Linked DNA regions of Homo sapiens: region 2 is linked to region 1. Evidence: read pairs that join two places in POLR2A ChIA-PET (ENCODE). Cell type or tissue: PC-9. All regions are shown on one strand.

The links. ChIA-PET counts read pairs that join two places held together with the same protein. Peaks named below come from ENCODE experiments on the same cell type or tissue, not always from the same donor. Only the 100,000 strongest peaks of a DNase experiment are listed, where the experiment ranks them.
Region 2: POLR2A ChIA-PET joins it to region 1 with 8 read pairs; 1 of 35 experiments calls an interaction of 5 or more read pairs at or near these places.

The regions. Positions count from the first base shown.
Region 1 is chr6:37,054,624-37,058,623 of GRCh38, reverse strand. No RefSeq gene overlaps it. Among named protein-coding and RNA genes, the nearest start is that of FGD2, 51 kb to the right of the region's middle. RefSeq lists enhancers at 394-893, 894-1,395, 1,443-2,329. In PC-9, no CTCF peak of the experiment used is centred here; DNase peaks (open chromatin) are centred at 383, 1,713, 1,833 and 2,693; H3K4me3 peaks cover 1,220 bases; H3K27ac peaks cover 4,000 bases.
Region 2 is chr6:37,629,015-37,633,014 of GRCh38, reverse strand. It overlaps MDGA1 (MAM domain containing glycosylphosphatidylinositol anchor 1), which reads left to right. Exons shown (of 17, transcript NM_153487.4): 17 at 1-2,336. Among named protein-coding and RNA genes, the nearest start is that of MDGA1, 67 kb to the left of the region's middle. RefSeq lists an enhancer at 1,362-1,411. In PC-9, no CTCF peak of the experiment used is centred here; DNase peaks (open chromatin) are centred at 1,554 and 2,484; H3K27ac peaks cover 3,288 bases.

The sequences.
Region 1 (4,000 bases):
TGAGGGACAGAGAGGTTGAGTAAATCTGTCCCAATCTTACCCAGCAAGTATGTAGTGGAGAGGAGAGCCGAACCCAGAGTTGGGCTCCAAAGCCTGTGCTCATAACCGCTGCACTATATTGTGCCTTAGGAAGTCGGATCTGTTCACCGGCAAGACAGGAGGAAGGACACAAAATAACAGAGGGAAAGCTGGACCCACCCTCCACTCCCTTCTCACTATCCCCAGGGCCAGTGGTCACCAGGTCCTGTTGATGTCTCTTCCAAAAACTCTCCCAGATCGTGCTCCTCTTCTTGCTCCCAGCAGCTGACTCGCTGGTTCTATCCTTCCTTGCATCTGCTTGGACTATTGCAATAGCCTCTAAGCTGTTGCCCATCTCCAGCCCCGCCCACTCCCCAACATAGACACTGGAGTCAGAGTCATCTTTCTAAAATGTGAGTCTGATCTTGTTACTCTGCTTGGAAGCATCTGAGGGATCCAAATCCTAGTGCGTGTTTGCTCGCACCTGTGGCAGCCTCTGTTCTAGGCAAACCCCAACATGGTCCAAGCCCTTGTGGAGGCCATGGTCTCACAGAGAAGCAAGACCCCACGGTGGGCAGTTATGATACGATGTGAAACATGCTTCAGTGGGGGGCGTGCTGGGCCCATGGGAGGAGCCCTTGCTCTGGGACCTAAGGGACCACTTCGTAATATCTAAGCCAAGACCGCCAGGATGCATGGGAATTTACCAGGCAAAGGACAGTGAGGATTTCCAGGCAGAAGGAAGAGCAGTGCAAAGACCCAGACTAAAGAGAGATGTTGGAGCATGGACTGTCAGCTGGGGCACAATCCCAGCTGAGGCTGGAAGGACAGTTGCGTGAGGCTGGCTCCTACAGAACGGGCCTCACCTTTCTCTTTCAGCTTAGCTCCTTTCTGCTCCTCTTCCCACCAAATCCCCCTGCAGCAAGTACTTGTGTCCTGAACAGTCTTCCTCCTCTTCACATGTGCTCCACGGGCACCTCACCCCTGCCCAGCAAACTTATCCACCCAGACCCTGCTAGAAGGTAGCCTCCCAGTGAAAACACCCCTGACCCTTGAGTTATCTCTGCAAGCTCCAAGCCGGGCGGAAGAAGACTGAGGCGCTGGTCTCAGGTTCAACTGGGGGATTTGGGAGCATTTTGACAGAAATCAACTGAGAAAAAGCCAAAGTTCCTACAAAGGCCTATAAGACCCCACAAGTCTGCACCACCTCCACCTCTCTGACCCCGTCTTCCGCTATCTGCCCTGTTGCCAGCTTGCTTCAGCTACGTGTCTCCTGGCTATTCCTGAAACCACCCTGACTCCCACTCCCACCCCAGGGCCTTTGCACTCGCTGTTTCCTGGTATAGTTTATTTCTCCCTTATTTGCACAGCTCCCTTCTTTACCTCCACCTTCATCAGATTTTGCTCAAATACCACATTCTCAGAAAGGCCCACCCTGAACACCCTATTTAAAGGCATGGCCCCCATCTCACACTCTTCCTGCCTTTATTTTTCTCCACAGCACTCACCATCTTCTGCAGCTTATGTGATTCACTTATTTATTTGTTTACTGTCTGACTTTTCCCACAAGAATGTGAGTTCCAAGAGGGCAGGGATTTGGGTCTGCCTGGTTCACTCTGTAGCCCCAGCACCTCGCCCAGTGTCTGGCATACAGTAGGTGCTCAGTAAATATTTGTTAGTCAAATGAATGAATTGTGAGCTCTGACTGTGTGCCTGGTACACTCTGCCCTGGACACCATGGAGGACGGGGAGCTGAGGGAACGAGGTCTCTGCCCCTCAGAGGGTGCCTGCTGAGCTGGTTCCAGCGGGCAGTGGGACAGGTCCCTGACAGCCAGGTGAGTCCAGGTGAATCACCACTAATGAGATGGGGAGGGCCACGCCAAGCGGCTTCCCACACAGGCAGCCGACAGGTCACTGCCTGTCGCCAGGAAACTCCTCAATAAGGATTGAACAGGACCCTGGGCTGGGGCGGAGGAAGTGCCCGCCTCTCCTGGAGACCCCACCCATTCCTGAGGACTGAGTCGGCTCACCTGGGCTCCCCCACCCCCTAGGCCTTGGCAAGATGCTGGTTTCTCAACCTGGCCGAGATTTCCTTCCTAAAAGGAGTTTCGCTCGCTCAGCCCCACGCCCATCCCGGGCAGGACCTGTTTGTCAGCCAGCCCTGTCTGGGTCCCTGAGACTGCAGAGGGAGGACAGCTGAATCTGGAAAACCCTGGGACCTCCCCCGCCCCAGCAGCCCATAGGAGGGTCGGTAGACCAGAGCTTATTCAGGGTATGGACAGACCAATGGGGCTCATTAAACCCAACAAGACAGCGTGGGGTGGCCTCCGTGACCACATTCCACTCACCCCGCCGGAGCCTGGGGCCCACTAGAGTGCCCTGAGCCCAGGCCAAATGACCATCCCAGGGCAGGGCATGGCTGTCTCATCTGCACAATGGGGCAAAGCCTCCTGCCCTGTGGGTGGCTGAGGGCCGGGATGAGATCATGGGTACGCAGAGTAAGGAATGCAGGTGGGCAGCCAGGCCTCCACCCCGCAGCTCAGAAGATGTGGCCGATGTGGCCCATGTCTGGGGAGGAAGCTGTCCAGCCCTTGGCCTACAGTGAACTTGGCCAGTCCAGCACCACCCCCCTCCCTTCCTCTCGGCGGGGGGGCCGGGGGGCACTTGAGGCCCCACCTGGCCCTCCTGCCCCAGAACCCAAATAGCCCCTTGCTGAATTGCCTCACCCCAGCCATCTATGCAGGCCTAAAGTCGCCACCTGTAGTTACTCACATCATACTCATACATCCATAGCTTTCAACAAATGTACTTGGCCAGTCATCAGATGTCCCAGGAGCACTCCTAGCTGCCAGGCACAGGGTAAGACCAACGGACGCAAAGATGGTGGGGCAGGGCCCCATCTCAAGGGGTGCACAGTTTGGGGAGGGTAGTCATAAAAATATAGCTTCCATAAAAGCACCAGCAGGGCCCTGACACACACACACACACACACACACACACACACACACACACACACACACACACAATCTATGAGGCGCTGGAGGGGCTCCTCGGGGGCTCAGAGAAAGGATTGGTTGGCCTGGCAAGGTGAGGTGTCAGGTGGAGCCTCATGGGAGAGCTGCAGCTTGAGCAGGGCTGTCCCTGTGCCTTGCTTTGTCTTTGTCATGTAATCCTCACAACAGCCCTGTGAGGCCAACAGCACAGGGGTCACCATGCCCATGTTATGGGTGAAAAACTAAGGTTCAAAGAGGTGAAGTGACTTGCCCAAGGCCTAATGATGGTGAGTGGCAGGGGTTTATCTGGAATTCCAGTTTCCTGACCCCCATGCAGTGGTCTCTCCTGCCCTGCTGTGAGTTCCTTCCTGTCTTCATGTGTCCATTTGTACAGCGAATCCAACCTGGCTACTTACTAAATGCCAGGCAGTATCTGCGAGCTGGGGACCTTAGAGACAGTAAGGTATCACCCAGGCAGGGGAAGCCACACGCACATACCCAGACAGTGCAATCTCCCATTCAAGTCAACATTCAGCAGATGTACAGTGGAACACCAACTGGGAGCCAGGCGGCACACAGGTGCCAGGGTTGCAGCAGTGAACGAGACAGACAGAGTGCAGTCCTGTGGAGGCTTTCTACTACTAGAGAGGGCAGAGAATAATCGCAGAGTAAGGGAGCACGACGCAGGGTGAGGGAAGAGAGAGGGGCCAGGGCGCTTCTTCAGATGGGCTGATCAGGGAGGGCCTTCCCAAAGCAGATCCTGTTTGCTTATGATTGTTTTGAGATGACAGTTGAGGAGAGGAGCCCTGTGGGTACCTGAGGAAATATGCCAGGCAGGAGTAACGGCAAGTGCAAAGGCCCTGAGGCAGGAATGCACTTGGAGGTGTTCTGAGGAGCATCAGGGAGCTGAGAGGGTGCAGGGGAGTGGCAGGATGTTAGGTGAGGGAGGTGATGGGAGTGCGGGAGGCACAGGTCCTAAAGGCTTTGCG
Region 2 (4,000 bases), 570 kb before region 1:
CCCTCCTAGGATAGGACTGCCCTCCTTCCTGGCCCCCTCCCGCCATCCTCCCAGCCACCCACATAATCACCATCTCAGCCCAACTCTGGTGGCCCTCTAGGTCTCCATGCATTCTTCCTGCCCTAGAGTAGCCAGCTCACCAAGGCCTTTATCCCCAGCCCAGGAGAAGGGTCAGGGAGGGAAGGGGCTGCACCAGCCCTGAGACCTCAAAGACTTGGGAGAAAAGCCAAAACTCCTCATGCCCAGGCCCACATGTCTGACCACCCCAGCCCACCCCGCCACCAAGGTAAAAGCACAACAGGAGACCCCCTTATTAATGGGTGAAATGATTGGGGTTGTTTTTTTAGTCACACAGCCCCATCCTCACCCCTTTGCCTTGCTGTCTGTCTCCACCCCAGCCTCTGTTCCCCATTTGCCTCTCTTTCACCTCCAAGCCCCCAAATGTAACCTCTAGTTGCGGACGCGGTTGTTCTATCAATAAAGCTGCAGTGTTCTAGCGCTCAGCGTCAGCCGTGTGTGTTGGCAGGGCAGAGTGGGCCAGGGTCGGGGCCGGGGCACTGGAGGGCTCCTCTCAGCTCCCTGGGGGCAGCCTTTCTTCTCTTTGGCACCTGTCGACAGGGATCCTGCTCTGTGGCCTGGACAGTGAGGACCTGCATCCTGGTCTGCTCCCAGTGAACTTGTGTGCATTTGTTCATTCAGCAAATACCAACCAAACACTGCCTTTGTGGAAGCCCCTGTTTAATGGGAGAGATGGACAGTAAGCTAATAATGACACCAAGACATATATAATGATGTGTACAGTGAGGGCTGGGAAGGGAAATTGGTGCTATGAAAGAAGGTATGAAGAGGGTTCTTATTTGGGTTGGGGCTTCGGGGAAGACTTCTCTAAGAGACATTTAGGAGAGACAGAATGATTGGAGTTAGCCTGTTGGGATTGGGAGAGGCTTCTGAGCAGAGGGAACAGAATATGCAAAGGCCAACAGGGCCCAAAAACTTAGAAGGCTCAAGGAAGGGGAGTAAGGGCAAAGGAGGAGGACTAAAGTTGGTATGGTGGTTGAAATGCCATTTTCCCTTCTCGGCACCCAACCCTACCATCCCTCCTACACGCTTGGAGTCCCTTCCCTCTTAATCTCTATTCTGGCCCTACAGACCCCACCCTGCACCCTACTTGGGGCTGCCTCCCTTATTCACCACCAGCTAGCTGCATCCTTGCCCTAAGATCAAGTTATGCCAACCTTTCCCTTTACCCCAGACCTCTCAGAATTCTAGAATTTCAGAGCTAGGAGGTCCTTAAAGGTCACTTATTTCAAACATCTACTCATATATTGTAGGTGAGATGGGCTTGCCAAGGTCATGGGGATAGGCAGTGATGAGCATTTGCAAAGTGACCCCAAATCAAGGGTGTGGATGTCATGATATGGACTACATCATATCAGGCAAATGACAGGAAGTGTCTTTCAGGTTACTTGGTTACAATGATTCAGGTAGGTCGATTGGGCAGTTTCACTTCCATGTTCCAGATGGGGAAACTGAAGCTCAGATTACAAGACCAAGGGCTCCCTCTCCCTACCACCTAAGTTTTATTGGCTCTCATGTTGGGTAACTTCTTGCTGGCACACCTGGCCTTTCTTTTCTAATGGAAGAGGAAGGGTCTAAGGGACTCACCACTGCTGTAGGTTGGCTCCCTGAGCACAGGAAGAGAAATCCGCTCAAGCTCACTCAAGTACAGGTGCATTATTGTGAGGACAAACACAGTGAGGGGGATGGGCACTCAGAAATCCAAACAGGAGTTGCAACAGGGATGGTTTTCCTGAACCAGATGGGCATTTTGGATTCAAGGTAGCTCTAGGATCATCATCTACAGAAGTTTCTGGTGCTTCTGTATTCTTCTGGTGCTTCTGTATTCTACCTGTGGTAGAATAAAGATGGCTGCAAATCCCATGTTATCCTTCCTGTAGAGAGGCAGAGTCTAATTCCCTTCCTCTTGAATCTGGGTTGCTCTTAGTGCCTTGTTTGTGCAATAGAATGTGACATGCTGAGTTGAAGATGCCTTGGAGCTTCAGCTCAGGCCTCTTGGAACGTTCTCTCTGGAAGCCCTGAACTGCCACCTAGGATGTCCTCTGAGTTGCTCTGAGACCGTCATGCTGGAGGGGCTCTGGCTGACCATCCCAGCTGAGTCCAGCCTTCCAGCCATCTCCACCAAAGCACCAGAAGATATGGGAGTGCAGCTGCCTCAGACCTTCCAGACCAGCCTAACTGCCACCTGAATTGCTCGGCCAAGCTCTGTCCAAATTCCTGACCCATCGTCATGGGATATAATAAAATAGTTGTTTTAAGCCCCTGCGGTTGGGAGTAGTTTTTGACAACAGCAATAGATGACCACCCTGGCATGACTCAGTCACTCCCCAGCATCTGCTGCTTTTTGTCCATGCAGTTCCTCTCCTGAGTCATGGTGTCTGCTTCCTCATAACTTCAGCTTTCCAGGCATCATGACCTCTCCAGCTCAACTCTCCTTCATGGCCTTCCGGTAGCAGCTGCCAGCATTCACTGACTCAGCCGCTCAGGATAATGGGCTGATTGGACAGGCCCCCATTTCAGGTCTAGCCACACATACATCATTGGGCAACCTGTGGGTTGGCTGCCCTTGAGTCAGATGCCACCCTGATCCAACCAGCTGGGCTGGAGGAAGGGGTCATGGACATGAAACAAGGCTACCTGGGGGCTGCCATTTCTAGGCAGTTTGTGGGTGGACCCACTTAGGAGGGGCAGGAGGCTGGCAGGCACCGAAAACACACCTCCTTGCATCTTCCCTCTTTCTCCCCTCCTCTAGTGACCATTCATTCCCAGGGGCACAGTAATGCAGTGTATGTACCATGAAAGTCCTCCAAGTGGCCCTGTCCAAGGGCAGGTCCCATTGCAAACTGTACAGGTAGGTCAGGTAACTTACAGCAACCGAGTCCTCTGTTATCAGGACTTTGACATATATATTGTTAAAGAACATAGCCAATTTACTTAGCTTATTTTTATTTATTTTTTAAGACAAGGTCTCACTCTGTCACCCAGGCTGGATTGCAATGACACAATCTTGGCTCACTGAAACCCCCACCTCCCAGGTTCAAGTGATTCTCATGCCTCAGCCTCCCAAGTAGCTGGGATTATAGTCATGTGCCACCATACCCAGCTAATTTCTGTATTTTTAGTAGAGGTGGGTCTTCACCATGTTGGCCAGGCTGGTCTCAAACTCCTGGCCTCAAGTGATCCACCCGCCTCAGCCTCCCAAAGTGTTGCAATTACAGGCGTGGGCCACCGCACCCAGCCAGGACTCTAATATTTTTATTTTCATATCACAGATGAGCAAAGTGAGGCTCAGAAAGGTGATGTGGTTACCCTAGCTCAGAAAATTCAGGAGAGGAAGAACCCAGAGGGAGATCTAGGTTTTTGACTTCTGGTGCGATGTGCGTTCACATCAGCCAGAGTCCCTCCTCTTCTTCCTCTCCTTGGAGATCACTCTGCTTTTCCCACCAGCTCTTCCCCAGGGGCTGGGAGAAGCAAGGCCTTTCCCTGTGAGGCTCGGGCTCCAGTCCTCTGCTTCAGATGGAGACCGTCCCTGTTCCTGCTTTTCTATTTCTAGCTTTTTGCATGTCCTTTATTGAAAGCTACTGTAACACCTTTTCAGAAAAGGGTTGGGTATAAATAAACACAAGAAAAAAGTCGAAACTCTCCTCCTTGAAGTCACCCCAAACCTGGGTGGAGGCATCCTTCCATACTGCTTCTTGAACCCCCGCTCCCAAATTCATCTTTCCTGGCCGTGCGTGCCCAGCGTGTTTCCTGTTCTGAGGTCCACTTGGCAGGGCCCCCGAATGCAAATCCCACCACCACATCCATCGCCCTGTCTTGTTAGCTGTTTGGCCTTCTCTAAAGATGTTTTGAATTGCCCATTTTTCTCAGGTCCCCTGGGGCCAGCCACAGTTCAGCAGAGTAGACTCAGCACCCTGTGAGT